Regions from separate parts of the Mus musculus genome. Here region 2 is linked to region 1. A link is a loop called in an ENCODE intact Hi-C map of the cell type or tissue named here. Cell type or tissue: gastrocnemius. All regions are shown on one strand.

The links. A loop is a pair of places that touch in the nucleus more often than their neighbours do. Peaks named below come from ENCODE experiments on the same cell type or tissue, not always from the same donor. Only the 100,000 strongest peaks of a DNase experiment are listed, where the experiment ranks them.
Region 2: it touches region 1 in a loop (3-fold over the local background); 9 of 42 quality-filtered maps call a loop at or near these places.

The regions. Positions count from the first base shown.
Region 1 is chr6:4,410,104-4,418,103 of GRCm38, forward strand. The region is part of intron 3 of Gm46948 (a long non-coding RNA gene); the gene reads right to left. Among named protein-coding and RNA genes, the nearest start is that of Gm33788, 11 kb to the right of the region's middle. In gastrocnemius, CTCF peaks have their summits at 4,264 and 7,194; DNase peaks (open chromatin) are centred at 4,263 and 7,266; H3K4me3 peaks cover 362 bases; H3K27ac peaks cover 1,514 bases.
Region 2 is chr6:4,501,584-4,509,583 of GRCm38, forward strand. It overlaps Col1a2 (collagen, type I, alpha 2), which reads left to right and starts at 4,035. Exons shown (of 52, transcript NM_007743.3): 1 at 4,035-4,326; 2 at 6,752-6,762; 3 at 7,357-7,371. The coding sequence starts at 4,257. In gastrocnemius, a CTCF peak has its summit at 4,840; DNase peaks (open chromatin) are centred at 3,766 and 3,983; H3K4me3 peaks cover 6,399 bases; H3K27ac peaks cover 7,303 bases.

The DNA.
Region 1 (8,000 bases):
GACACCAATATCTCCCCTGTGGTTCCAAAACTCCTGTTGACACATTGATAAAGGGAGGATGTTCCCGGACTGGACTGAAATTCTCCTCCTGAGAACAAGTGAAACCAACATAAGCCTTGAGCAGCCCAAGAACAAATGAAGAGGAAATGACAAGCAAGTCATTCATACAGCTAGAGAAGGAGGAATTAATTGATCAAGGGGAAATGTTTAATAGAAGACACAGTTGGCCAGGAAGACACACTGGGGAAAACTGGATACAACAAAAAGGGGGTAAGAACAGGACATGTTCCCTTGAAAGAAGAGCTATGAAATTGCAAGCAGAGTAACATTAGATGGGTGCCCCTTCTTTCCTGCCACAGAGCATAGCAAGCTGCTCCTGAGAATGCCATGTGTGCATAGCTAAACAAGACAAGAGATAAGCTGTATAAAAAAAAATAAATTTAAAGGGGAAAATGATAACTCTGGTGTGGTGGTGCATTCCTGAAATATCACTTCCAAAGAAAATGAGGAGGGAAAAGAACTGCGAGTTCCAAGCCGGCCTGAGTACGTAAGGAGAGGCTGTCTCAGAGAGGAAGAAAGGGGCTCTTTTTTCTTTTTTTTCAGAAGAAAGTAATAAGTGTCATGAGGAAATAGTTATAAGGTATATAAGTGACAAGAAGAGAGGGGCCATCACCCCTGTGTTGATGGATGAATCAAGGAAGACTTCATAAAAGGAACAGGCTTTCAGTTCAGCCACTGAAGGATGACTAGGTTGTCAATAAGAGGATTTCGACATTTCTTATAAAGAGGAGAATGACGTGAGGACAGGTTCAGAGTTGGGAATGTAATTTGTTTTTCAGCTGAGTGTCTGAGTCAAGAAGAGTGAGATAAAAGAGTGCAGAGAGACTCTGAGAATCCAAATCCTGAGCCTTCAGCAAAACAGACTAAGAAAGCGTGAACCCTATTCTTCAGGCAAGCATTCTTAATTTTGCTTTCCACGTAATTTTCAAAGGGCCAGTGAACCTGTTACACATTTCCGTGATTGCGTACTTTTCTCAAGAAGAGAGACATTTCATTTCATCAGCCTGCAGCCTGGAATTTTCCTAGCTCAGAAAATAGCTCTCTGATCTGCCCACTCAAGACTCCTCTTGCTTTAGACGCTGACCCTAACACGCAAACACAAGCTCCTATCCTCTAGAGGTGGTGGGGTCCTTCTTGGTCCCAGAGTGACAGTCCATGATGCCTGGTGTGTACAAATTACTTCTTTCCAAAGAATGTGGATTTGGGAATTCTATTTTCATGAGCACCATGCAGCCATGGGGGAGTATTGAAATGTCTGAACAAATGTAACACATTACATGAATTTAATATTCATCACATGCAGTGCATTTGTAAACAATTTCAGAGCCAAAGAGATGGCTCAGTGTCTAAACTGCTAGCTGCACAAAGCATGAGTTCAGATCCCAATCACATACGTCATCATTCAGGCTCATGCCTGTAATGTTAGTGTTGGGAGACAGAGACAGGAGGGTCCGGGGAGAATGCTGTCCAGCCATTCTAGTCTAGTCAGTGAGCTCCAGATTCAGTGTGAAACCCTGTCTGAAAGTTTAAGGTGAAGTGCTATGGAAGGTGACATCTGACACAGATCTCTGACCTTTGCCTTTGCACACAAATGCAACCACAACTTCACACACATACACACACACACACACACACACAGAGAGAGAGAGAGAGAGAGAGAGAGAGAGAGAGAGAGAGAGAGAGAGACCTTCAGAAGCACCAGAGTTGCCCATCAGTTCTTGTTTTTCTACTGTCAATTTTCAATATTGATTCAGAGCTACATGCAGCCATTTTACCTGGGCAAGGTAGGTGTCAGTCATTCCTACCATGAATAACCCAGCTGGGGTCCAAGACCATTACAATAAGCATCTACCTGGATCCTCCCTCCAAACCATTCTTCTCACTATTCACAAGCATACTTTCCAACTCATATGAGATTAGATTACGTGTGTTGGACCCTATATCTTAGCTGACACATTTTTGGGATATATATATATATATATGTTGGTGTGTGTGTGTGTGTGTGTGTGTGGTCTACACTTTCCAGTTCCACATTCCAGAGCTTTGGTGACTTTGTCTTCCATACACACTGAAAATCACAAGACTTGAAGGCACATTGGACTGTACTTTCATGACTTCGGAGATCTACACATACTCACACCTATAGTGGAACTGTTATTTGTTTTCTTCATCTAGTCATTCACTTCCCACGTCATCTCTCTTGCCCTTCTCTAGTCCATCCAGGCTAAATCATCATCCCCTTGTATATCCTTGTAGCAGGAGATTTTATTACTATTGGACTCCATTACAGTTACTACTTACTTGTGCCTTCCCTCAATTGCCTTTATTTTTATATTATAAACATAGATACTTGATGAATATGTGAAGGCTCTGTAGAATATATCAGTGACTATCTTCTGTAGAAGATATTATTGAAGATACTAGGCCAGGAAGCCAAGATAAGATCCCCTTTAGTTCAAAGCCAGCCTGTGCAGCATATCGTGAGTTTCAGGCCAGCCCGAGCTACAGAGTGCAAAACCCGTCTCCAACAAAAGAGGCATAGAGAAGATGTGATGAAATCGTGTGGTTCATCTGAAAGCCTGGTGAGATGAGTAGCTTTGTCACCAGGGTCTTGGTCTGATTAAGTCCAAGAAAGAATGGATTGTTCATTGAGCTCAGCAATGAGGGTAATTGCTATGATACATAGGTATTAATAATGTGTAAAAGCATGGCTATAGAAGTGAAGACATAGGTTGGGGGGGGGGTTAATGAAGTAGGAGAAATAGGGCCATTGCTTAGGCACCACGAGCACAGGATCTGCAATAGTAAGGAGAGGAATCATCTTAGACCTGGAGAATAAAGCAGAAGTGGAAAGAATCAGCATTGTCAAGAAAGAGAAGAGCTCCTACCCCACAACACAAAATGTGTATGGATTCGACCATTACTTTGTAAGAACAATGATGTCTGTTAAATCCAGGAAGGGATTAAATAGAAAGAACAGGTCCCGGGTGTAATTCATTATCACTCAGAGGTACAAAGAGTTATTTCCATTGCCCTTTATTAAGAACTCTCCCCCAAGCAAAGTTCACATATAATATAGAGTCAAGACAAAGGAAGAATAACTATAATTTCATAAAGTGGGAACAGGCATTAGTACAAAAGGGCAGTGAAGATCACTCGAACTGAATCTGCTTCCCATCCAGGGTGCCCATATAATTACATTTAGTTACACATGGGTAGGCTGTGGAAACAGCTGGATGGACCTTAATTTAATTTAACTAATTGATTTATTGGTTTCATTAATTGCTGTCAAAGGATACAAATACTGTCCCCAGGGGCCACAGTTTAGTTGGTCATCGCTACAGCTTCTAGAAAGTAATTGGATTTCTTAGTTTCGGCCTTAAGGTGAGCTATCAAAGAGGAAGAAAGATTTAACAATATACTGACAGTGCAAATAAAGACGGAGGGATGCCTACTGGTACTGACAGTGTCTTCTGGCTTCTCAGTTTCATCCATGACAGGGTCTCTTCCCGTCAGTCTTCCTTGATTCCCGTTCATCACAGAATATTACTTTCATTACAACCCCAAGTGTGTGGTCTCTCACATTCTCTGTTTTCTCTGTCTCTGTCTCTGTCTCTCTCTCTGTCTCTCTCTCTTTCTCTGTCTCTCTCTGTTGCTCTTTCTCATTCTTTTTTTTTTTTTGGATTTTTTACCTTTAAATAGGAATTTCCTGTATTAATTGATAAATAATTGACACTGAGTAATTAAAAAACACATCGACTTAGTTCTCTTGTTAAATTTCAGCCTTTGCTAATGCTAAGGCCAAGAGCTTTGGGTAGTTAATGACTATTGTCACTTTAAGGGAAATTAATAGATACACAATTTCACATATTGAAAAGGAAAAAAAGAACTCTGAATCCTATATTTATTATCCTTGATCTTTTGTCTCTGCATAAGAAATGGAATTACAGAGGGAAAGAAAAAACATTGTAAGTAAAACTTTTGAAAAGCTTTATTCAGTGGCACACGGAGGCACAAACAATATCAGAGAGAACAACGCTTACTTTTATTCCTTTCTCCCATCTCTCTCTGTGTCTCATTTTTTCCCCTAAGTTTGGCATCTTGAGGATTCTAAAGGACCTGTATCATTCAAAAGAACTTAGCTTGTGCCCAGCACAGCATGGCCACTAAATGAGAAGCTGTGATGTGAGCAGTGCAGGTAGGGGGCGCTGTAGAGTGCGCCTTAGAACCACAGATCAAAGGAAGTCGTTGCTTGTTACTCCACACAAGAGAAGCCTTGCTCAGAGATACTTCCAGAATAATTGGTAGGAAAGGCATCTTGAAGATGCTCAAGTCTTGCATCATTCAAATAAAAAGTAACCAATAAAAGTGGGTTGAAGGAAATTAACGGAGTCTCCTTTATATTCAAAGGCTTAACAGAACCCTGGGAAATTAAAAAATTAGGAAATATTTTTGTAAGCACACAAAACATTTTATTTTATAATCTTATTGCTGCGTAGGATTAAAGTGAGAGATTTTCATATTTACTCTTTTTCTCATAATTTATTCCTTTTATTGAGAATAGATTTTTTTTCTTGTATAACACATTCGGATTATGGTTTCTCCTCCCTCTGCCCCTCGCTGTTCCCGCCCATCTCCATCCCATCCGGATCCACCCCATTTCTGCCAATCATTAGGAAGAAAAATAAAAGGGATTATTATTGAAGGAATAATGATAAAATAAAATGCAATAAGTTAAAAACAAAACTAACGCATTGGACTTGAACAGAACAAACAGCAGAAGGAAAAGAGCCGAAGAGAAGACACAAGAAACAGAGACCCACTCATACTTACAGTCCCATAAAAAAACACTAAATTGGAAAGCACAATATGTACACAAAGAAACTGTAGTGTAAAAAGAAAGAAGACAAATATATGTAAGTGAAATTAAATTTTAGAAAGGAAAAGGGGCAAGACATAATGCAACATTGTGAGACAAGGAACCTCTAAAGATGCCACTGAGTCCGACTGAGTTTGTAGACATCACGTTCTCGAAAGCTCATCAGTAGAGAAACAGGGCTTCCTTGCCTACCATGTTCTCTAGTGTGTTACACCCCTCTAGGATGAATGGCTAGACCCCTACAAAAGGTACATTTCCTTTCAGTTTTTAAAACTGTTGCTTCAGAGTTAATTTTGGACCCATCTGTTCTGAGAGGAGAGACAAAGTTTCTAGGAGGGGAGGAGGAACACGATGTGCGCTGCGATTTCACCAAAGGTCAAAACCCTGAAGGTCCAGGGGTGGTGCCGGTGTTCAGTGTCAGCTCAGTACAGAAGAGAGATGAGAAGAGGCTCTGGTGTCCAAAGAATACAGAGAGAGAAGCAAGCAGGATCCACTTACATCGCGGCTTCCTGCCTCCAGTTGCATTTTCCACGTGTATAATTTCATTGTGTGTGGACTCTGGTACCTTGGCTACTAAACTGCATTGTCCTTATAATCACAGAGAGCTACTAAAATAATGGAGTTAAATCTTCATAAAATAATAACAGCATTACCTTAACTGCCTATAAAATATAGTTTGCACACTCTATTGACATTCATTCACATTGAGTCATGGCCTAATTTTGCATCCCACAATTTCTTATGAGCCTTAATATGCTTCTAGACTTTATGACTGTCATTTGGTTTTTGACTGTACATGTACAAATGTAAATATAGAGACTGTTGGTAATATGTCTTATTTAATATACCAAATGATCTCAATGTGTTTTGCTACAACCCCAAACAGCCTTTGAAAAGTGACTGTGTGGTTTCAAGTCAATGAATTTCAATGTCAACCTCACTGCCAACAACATGATGACCAGGGTGGGGTGCCTTTTTTCTAAAGGATTTGTAAGCCAGTGTCTAGTGAAATAACACTGTGCTGGGCTCTCGGGTGGGTTTGAGGCTATCGAGACTCTCTGTAGGTAATTAGTCCCCTTTAAATGTAAATATGAAATTTTGTTAATAGGCTTTCAGAACTGAAAGAGATTTTCTAATAAAATCATCACTAATAACCTGACTCCCTCTAACAAACCTTACTTCTACCCCCACAAAGGATCAGGGTTCCCCTTGTGACACCAACCCCTTTCTGCTGGAATCCAGAGCTACTGCAGTCTTGATTCAAACCACCCAGTTTTATTTCATGTTCCTTTAATGGAGAGCTGGCCTTTCTGCCGTGGGCCTCCTTTTACTGCACATGCAGAATAAGGGACACTGGAATAAGGCAGGAAATCTGAGCCTTGAAGCAGTAGCATAAACAAACAAACAAACAACAACAACAACACACACACATACATACATACATACACACACAGACTAGCTGCCCATTGCACATGCCATAATAGATCTCCTCAGAAACTGGACCAAACTGGTATTGACCAAGGATCAGTCAATGATGTCAAGCCATGAATTGCCTCTAATGAGGACTCTAACTCTAGCTTCAGACCACAGCTCAAATACCTCATCTTTCTTGATAACCAGCATTAATAATTAATACCATTTCCCCTGTGTCCCAGGCATTATATAAATCTATTTTGTCACTAAGAGTCTGTCTTCCCATGGGATGATGATGCATGTCCAGGGAAATGAATGTATCTTATCATTTTTCTATCTTTGGAACAGATTAGTAGTTTAACAAATGTCTGAGGGTAGAAAAAAAAAAGTCAAAGAAAAACAGGAAGAAGATAGCATACTCTTTTTATTGAACATCAGGGGGCATCAGAGAAAGAATGAAGAAGTATATGAAATCTTGCCTCCTCTTTTTATGACAGTGAAAGCCTATGAGCATAGCCAGACAGTCCTAACCAGTATTGTGAATTCGTTTCTAAAAGCAAGGCAAGCTTATATTGCTCTTGACCCTCTGGTAACTCTGGCCAATGTGATTTCAATCGTTTACTGTTTGTTCTGGGAAGTCTCAACAACGAACACCGTGTCCTTGCAAATGTAGCAAAGTGCCTGCATTTTCTTTGGTTAGGAGCCCTGTATAGTACCATGGCATTTTGTAGAAAATCATTTCAATAATGTGTTTTGAAGCAGATTGATTTTGCAGCCGCTCTCTGCACTCCTTTGCAGCTGTGTTCCTCCATCCAGTACTTTGTACTGTAGTCTTCACAAAGCAACACTAGAGGGACCAGCCTCATATTTTTCAGAGGCCTTTTGTGTCAACCAAGCCAAGTACAATTAAGGCTGTTCCCAGAAAGAGGAATGGATAACGTTGGCAACTGGGCTGTACCACCCAGAACCACAAAATGAAAAAGCTGCAAACGTAACCAACATGGTTTTCCTCGGCATTTATAACTCAGAAGACCTACGTGGCATTTTCTATGGCAAGGGGCAGTACTTTGGGAAATTATACTTAAAAAATTAGCCAGCAGTCTCTCGTGGACTCAAGAGAAAGTCTGCAACCTGGGTAGGGGGGTGGAGGGTGGGGGCGTGGATTGGAGCAGTAAATAAGCAGGCTTGTTGCTTAGTAATACTGTCAATTTTTCTCCCCCCTCCCCCCACCTCTCTCTCCTCTCTCTCCTCTCTCCTCTCTCTCTCTCTCTCTCTCCCTCCCTCCCTCCCTGTCTCCCTCCCCCCACTTCTCTCTCCTCTCTCTCTTCTCTCTCTCTCTCCCTCCCTCTCTCTCTCTCCCTCCCTCTCTCTCTTCTCTCTCTCTCACACACACTTCTAAGGGATAAAATCAATTAAATGTCAGATTTTTCCCAGCTGATAAGCACGTTCAGATTTCAGACTAACACCTCCCCCCCCCAAAAAAAAAATAAAAAAACAAACAAAAAAAAAAAACAAAAAAAAAACCAACCTATGTCTGTTGGTGAGAATAAGTGGGGAGACATACAAAGTCCTCCTTTTTAAGATAAGGTCATAAAGCAATCCCATAACCCTTCCTCTGGACATTTTGCTCTCCGTTTTTGCTTCACCT
Region 2 (8,000 bases), 91 kb after region 1:
CTCACTGGTTTCCCATCTCGGCTGGGCTCTCCTAATCATTCTTCCAGCATGTGGCCAAAGCCCTTGTTTTTAAAACATCCTTTGATGGCATACTGTCTCCACTCAAAATCATCCATCCATACACCCTCTCAAGGCTTAGAAATACATGACCACCTAAATACAGCTTCAAGTTCCATTTTAATATGGTCTCTGCTAAACCTACCATTTTTAGCTCTAACTCCTTCTTGTCACACCCTTTGCCTTCACAATTTAGTTAAAATAAAGTGTCTCAGACTGACAATGTTCCTAAGAGCTTCGGTGGGGTTTTTTGCTTTGTGTTGTGTTTTGTGTTGTTATTTTTAAGTAGGGTCTTGCTACATAGCCCAGGATGGCCTTGGACTTGAGATCCTCTTACCTAAGTCTTCCAAGAGCTAAGATTATAGGAGTTAACTACCATACTGGTTCTCTATCCTTCTTATAAAGCCTTTATATGGAGGCTTGACTAAGATGTTGCAGCTCCAGAGAAGCCTGACTTGATTCTGCCACCTAAATCTAGACCTCCCATAAACTCACAATTCACTGCACTTCTCCTGCAGACTATAAGCCCCAAAGAGCAGTGCTTTGTCATCCATCCCTAGTGCTCCTAACTGTACAGTGCCTAGCACAGACCTAGATAGTGCTTGAGTGAACTGGTTCCAGTTCTACTTAGACATCCAGAGAAAACCAAATGTCCTATTTGGCATGATACGCACCAAGAATCTCTAGGCCTTCCAAAGAAGTATAATAGCAGAAGGAAGGCCGACATCATATCTGCTCAGCTTTCACCGGTTGCTAAAAGCTCTGGAGAGCTTCTTTTCTCTCCTCTAAAAATGTTGCAGGGATATGAACACAGGAGTCCAGTCATCTAACAGCAAAGTCCAGAAGGCTTTGGTTGCTCCCTACTCTTCCCTCTCTTTTCTCATATCCCATCTGGACCAGCACAGACAGATCAGTTCAGGTTTTGTTTCTCTCCTCCCAGTTCCCTCAGCCTCACCCCCAATTCTCACTGACAACAACAAACAACTAACTAATAATGTGTTATTTCATCACATAAAATATTTAGCCAACATCTAGAGGCAAGTATTAGAGAATGTTAGAGAGTGCCTGTCTCCAATAGGTGACTGTCCAAACCATCCATAAATGGCTGATATTCCAGTCTCTAGTCTCTCTCAGTCTCTCTCTCTCTCTCTCTCTCTCTCTCTCTCTCTCTCTCTCTCTCTCTCTCTCACACACACACACACACACACACACACAAACAGGAGGGAGGACAGCGATACAGAAAGAGACAGACAGACAAACAAGGAGATAAGGACAGATGGAGAGAGAGAAGAAAGACATAGATGAGACTGAGAAGAGACAGACAGACAGACAAACAGACAGAGACAGGCAGAAGAGAGGAAGAGAAAAAGAGAGAGGAGACAAAGACACAGAAGGAGACAGAGACAGAGACAAAAGAGGCAGAGAGACAAAGGAAGGAAATGAAGAGAGAGGAAACAGAAACACAGAAAGAGACAGGGGGAGGGATGAAGAGAGAGGGAGAGAAAGAGAGATAGAAAACAAGACACAGAAAAAGACAGACAGACAGACAGAGACAGGCAGAAAGAGGGATGAAACAGATAGGGAGAGAGGAAAACAGGGAGAGAGAGGGCTCTTGCCTTGCCCTCACTGCTCAGTCTGGGGCTTTCCACCAAGTGCTGACTCTGCCGGCTGCAAACCCTGCCACATCAGCAGGGAGGGAGCCTTGCAGCACTTGGTATTTGCATCAGTTTCCTGGAATGCTTTACAAGTTATCAGTTCTTCACTCTGGCCCAGGGTGGAGGGGCTTATGTTCTTGTGTTTGAAACTTGGTTTCTCTGATTCTCAAAAGCCAACCAAGTAGATTTGCTTTTCTTTCTTTTGCTTTTTTTTTTTCTAAAAATTATCCCACTTTCAACGGCTGTTCTAGGCTTGAGACTATTTTGACAATCACAGAAAGCCACTGAGCAAAGTGGAGTGTCTAAGGAGTAGCTAGTGCAAAGCAAGGGACTTGGCTAAGTTGTCCCCAAGGAGAGTTATCCAGTAATCAACCTGAGGGACATTTAGGGGGGTTCTTTCATAAATCTGTTTTCTTACCTACCCAAGTCTTTTGTTCAGAAACAGCACCTGTCTTTCAGGTGCCTGAGACATAGACACAAATGACAGTCTCTAAAGTCAAGCCAGCACATCGACAGAAATAACTTATGCTCTTATTAATGAAGAAGAAGGAGGAAAGAGAGAGAGAGAAAGAAAGAAAGAAAGAAAGAAAGAAAGAAAGAAAGAAAGAAAATCAGATGTGCAGTCTTGAAATGCTTTCTTTGCTCAGTACTTTTTCAAAAAAAAAAATTCCCTCCACATTATTTAAAAAACAAAACAAACAAACAAAAAACCCAAAACTCTTTCTCATCTAGCCTAAAAGAGACTTGAACTGCTGGGGTGAGAGGAATTGGGGGAACCGGGAACCGCTCAGAAGAAAAGGGGGGAGGAGGGGAGGGATTGTGGGAGGAGGTGATCTGGAGGGAGGATTTAAAGTGAATAAGTAAGAATTAAATTAAATTTTTAAAAATGCTTGTCTCTCAAATCAGTGTTTTTCACAGGATTGAAATAACCTTATTGAAATGTTTATTCTCTTCTATTTCTAGCATTTTTTTTAATTTAGAAAGAGAAGCCAGTTAGCAATATCCAGAACCTTTTGCTTATAGCAGCTGCTGATGGAGCTAACCTACTTAGAAATTCTTCCTCACCGGGAAGTCGAAAGGGGGAAGGTTTCCCAAGGAGTTCGCCAGTTCCTTCTTCATGAACATAAAAATGGCCTAAAGATGCTGTGTCTGCTGTGACTTTGGGGACATAATGAGAGTCTGAATAGGTCTCTCCAGCCTCATGATGGATGCTCGGCAGGCCAAGAGGAGCCTGCGGCCCCGGGTAACTTGGAAGACTCCAAGAAACTTTGGGAAGGAGAATTTACTATGTCTCTGCCGCTGTCCTGGACAGCCAAAGTCTCCTACTCCAATTCTTCAGAGTCAAAGTCTCTTCCCAAGATGGGGAGAGATTGCATCTGTTCTGGAGGGGACAGCTTGGGATGTTAAGGAAGAGGTTGTATACGCCCTAGGGATGATGGGAGGTGTGAAGATGCAGGCAGGGGTGCCTGGCAGTGGCTGTGGAAGGGGTCATAAATAGGCAGCAAGGCCAAGAAGGCTGAGTGTTCACTGATCTGTTATCTGATCCAGGCTCGGCATCTGAGTCTGGCTGGTAATCCTTCATGGGGTCTGTACATGGGGCTGGAAATGGGGCTTAACCAAAGTAAATGTAATAATGCACAGTTTATCTCTTGATGCCTGCTCCCCTCATCAACGAGAGAGAGGGGGGTACAGACAGAGAGAGTCAGAGAGAGGATGGAGGAGGGAGGGAGGAAGGGAGGGAGGAAGGGAGGGAGGGAGGGAGGGAGGGAGGGAGGGAGGGAGGGAGGGAGGGAGAGACAGAGAGATAGAGAGACAGAGGAGAGAGGAGATTATGGGCACACAGGCCCCCCCAAACTGGGGAAATTAGGGGGCAGGGGTGGAGCCAACCCATGAGGGCAGCTCTAGAGCTCGCCACGCTGTCACCCTCCTCCCCTCACACCCCAGCCCCCTCCAGCCTGCAGATGGCCCGCAGGGCACAGAGTGAAGCGGGACTGGACAGCTCCTGCCTTTTCATCTTCGGCCTCCAGGTCCCTCAACACCTGCCCCGCCGCCCGGAGATCTGTAAAGAGCCCACGTAGGTGTCCTAAAGTGCTTCCAAACTTGGCAAGGGCGAGAGAGGGCGGGTGGCTGGGGAGGGCGGAGGTATGCAGACAGGGAGTCAGAGTTCCCCCTCGAAAGCCTCAAAAGTGTCCACGTCCTCAAAAAGAATGGAACCAATTTAAGAAGCCCCGTAGCCACGTCCCTCCCCCCTCGGCTCCCTCCCCTGCTCCCCCGCAGTCTCCTCCCAGCACTGAGTCCCGGGCCCCTAGCCCTAGCCCTCCCATTGGTGGAGACGTTTTTGGAGGCACCCTCCGGCTGGGGAAACTTTTCCCATATAAATAAGGCAGGTCTGGGCTTTATTATTTTAGCACCACGGCAGCAGGAGGTTTCGACTAAGTTGGAGGGAACGGTCCACGATTGCATGCCTGCGCCCGCCAGGTGATACCTCCGCTGGTGACCCAGGGGCTCTGCAACACAAGGAGTCTGCATGTCTAAGTGGTAGACATGCTCAGCTTTGTGGATACGCGGACTCTGTTGCTGCTTGCAGTAACTTCGTGCCTAGCAACATGCCAATGTAAGTGTCTTCTGCTTGTTTGGGGGAGATGAAGGAGAGAGGCTGGATAGGTGGGCACCCTTATCTCAACAGAGGGAAACTTCACACATTCATTCCACATACAGCTTGTGAGGTCGCCCTCTAATCTGTCGGAGAAAACACTAGGGTTCACGAGATACATGGGAAAAGAATGGAAATATGAAAGACTTGACTGTTGCCAAGAGTTGGGGGAAGTTTTTCCCTTAAAACTAGACTGTTAGCCCGGATGCCCCGGTTGGTGAAGCTCACAAAGAGGCAAAGAAGGTTGCCTCAAGATATAAACCTGGCTGACAGCATGAACGACTGAGAGGGCTCCACTCTTCAATTCCCAGAATTATGCCCGTGGTCACGTTGTGAAACTTGAGGCCTAGTTTAGAAAGCCCCGTAATAGAATAATACAAAACTCACAGGACTCCATTTTCTTGTGGGCGGCCGAGTTGCTCTGGATGACGTTGATGAAGATAATGATAAAAATACGCCCCCTGGAGGGGGTAAAGTGCAGGAACAGGGACCAGGCCTTAAGCGCTAGGAATTCCAATTAAAGACTTCCCAGGTCCATGGAGTAATTTACATTTCTGGGCCATATGTAAAGAACCCAGATGGTGTATCTTGAGAAGCGGGCTGCTTCGGCCTCAGCTTTTATCTTCTGAATAGTCAAAGCAGCGTCCCAATCCATTACCTGATCATGGAAATGGTAACTTTTAACTAAAATAAGCTCTGTTCACTTACACTTCAACAAGTTCCCACCTGTAATCACACACGAAAACAACAGATGTGAGAAATATCAACTTCGTCCTGAGATTCAAGAGCCTGGGGATTCTTCTCAGGAGTCTCTTACTCGTTTACCATGTGACTTCAAATGAATCAATTGGGCCTTTTTCTAAAATGTGGGGTATATACTAAATGTGCCAACTTCGAGGCTATTTTCCATTTCTAGGTTGTATAACTAACTAGAATTTCCTGAAGAAAGAATGAAGAAAACCACTTGGGTTTCATCTTTTAAAATGGCTGCCTAATTTAACTGGACAAAGATGTTGGCTTGATGAGTATTCAGGAGGGCGTGGCCACACCCAGACCTTCAGCTACACGCCCCACGTCTGCCACAGCCTAATTTTGAATGTGTATATATTCCTTTCATCCACTTTTATATACCCCTCGAGGATACTAAGAAGTAATTGCATTGTACAAATTAATGTTACAAGTTAATTTTATATGAAACCAGAGTAAGAGGGGATCCCCACAGAAAAATATAGTAGACTTAGGGAAGTAGAGATTTGAAGGTCAACATACATTTTATTCAACATCCAACCACTAAGAACAATAAAGGTTATCCAACACACATTGTCCAAAATGGCTCACAAACTGAGTAATTAAAAGGCACGTTTCCAAAGCCTGTAAGGCTTACTGGCTTCTCTTAATTCAGGCAAACTGTTCTTCCTTCAATGGAGAAAATAAACTAGACATACCATTTATCTAATTGAACAGTGATTCTCATCAATTGCCCTAAAATGTGAATGCAGGAGGTGTCCCACTCTTCTGAGCAGTGACCACTTCAACAGATGTTCTCATTCCAAATGACACACTTTGTGACCACCAAATTCAAGCAATTTTTAGGGGTGAATCATCCTGGAGCAAGTCTGACCGCAATTATATGCCACATGATCCTGTAATTATTATACTGTAGGAATGAAACTCAGTCTTTAAAGTCTTAGGGTAATTGTAGCAAAGAAGTGGGTATTTATTTTTCTCATTATTTTTCAAGATTTTAATCCACAGTTTTCTCTTTATACAAAGCAGAACTTCTTAGGGCACAAATGGGCTGCTCTTTAGTCAATGACCTTACCTCATTGACATGAACTATTTATAGCAAAAATCAGACTCCTGAATCAATTTGCTTTCATTGATGCAAATTAGACCTTTGGGGGAAAGGGCTAAGTCACTTCAATGGTTTACAAAAAAAACAAGCTCTGCTTCAGGATGCAGGCTAACGTTTTCTCAGATTCTTATGCATCATTTCCTTGTCAATCAGAAGGTGATAGCCACCTATTCACCTATGCCACTTCCTCCATAATTGCTGAGCACTGGAGATGTCCTGCCTGCAGACACAGTGATGCTTCATGGCATTTAAAAAATAGTGAATAATTAACTATTTAATTTAAATCTATATTTACATATCAAAACTGTAAACAAGTCACCCTGCGGATCCCTGCTATGTTTTTTTTTACCTGAATAATTTGGGGGCTATTAGAATATTCTGAAGGAGAAACAGAAGGGGTCTTTCAATCAGGTAAATCTACTGTATAGACCTAAGTATCATTTTTTTAATTACCGTTATTGACATATGGAATGATAGCAACTGATGAAATGATACCAATAACTATTTCCTATTCTCTTCTTCCCTCAACAGATTTGCAATCGGTGAGTAAAACTACTTTTAGAATACATAAGGTGTTTGTACTTTGCCTTGATCACAGCGGTGTCATTTCTGGGGAGGGAAGTTGGCCAGTTTGGCTTCCCAAGGAAATTGTGAAGGGACATAATAGTAGGCTAAAGTTTTCTGGCTTCCACTGAAAGTACCCACCCCATTTTCTGAAGTGGGTGGCGCTAAGTGAGACTAGTCCCATAAAATGCCCATAGGGAAGAGAAAGGAAATGGGTCAGTGGAAGTTTGGGGTTTAGCACCAGCTACTCCGAAGCACAAGGGCACAGTGAGCTTGAGAGATTTTTGTTATTTCCTGGGATTCATTTGCAATGAATTATGAATAAATTCTTAGCTCACAGATTGAAGGCACAACACAGTTACAGATAAGTATATACAATTGGTTTTGTAGATAACATTTTATTGATTGGTAAAATTTTACATTTTATTTCAAAATATTAGATTAAGATAGTAGGAAAAGAACAATGCAGTTACATTTGTAAATATATTTGTACATAATATTGTAATAAAGCCATTTTAATATATAGGTGTATATATAATTCTTATAATGATCATTTATCTTTTCTTTCCTAGGGATCAGTACGAAAGGTAAGAGGCTATGTTTCTTCATAAATATCTGAAATTACCAGAATAATTTCAGTTTGACAAAATTTAAGGTGAACTACAGAAAGAAAATACTTTAGCGAGATTTTACCTATATGAATATGTATTCACCAAACCATAAAACAGAGTACTGTTAATGTTTGATGTAACAAAGTTTTATTATCTTCCAGAAGCATCTTTAATTACATTTATGTTATATGAATTAATGATTTACATAGTAAAGACTTTGTAAATATCTATTTATATTCTTATAAGGGGTGCATATTATATTAATTATAGATAATAATTTAAAGTTTATTTTAAAGGAATGACACTGTAAATGTGCTGTGAAGGTATAATAAATAGTTTTATCTATAGCTATTATCTTATTAAAAGTACAATGGATAATATTAGTTTGATCACTACAAATTATAGCATCCTCTAGTCCTTCAGCTTGAGAAAAAAATTACTTATAGTTTCAACAAAAAAAAAACAGTTCTTTGTTATCTATTGTTTTGTGCCAGATCTTCTAGCTGCTGTTTAGTAATATTTTAGTCAACTCAGTCTTAGTAGCTAATTATTTTCAAAATTGGCTTGCTTGTTCAGCATCAATTACTTAGTCACGTGGCCCTTTG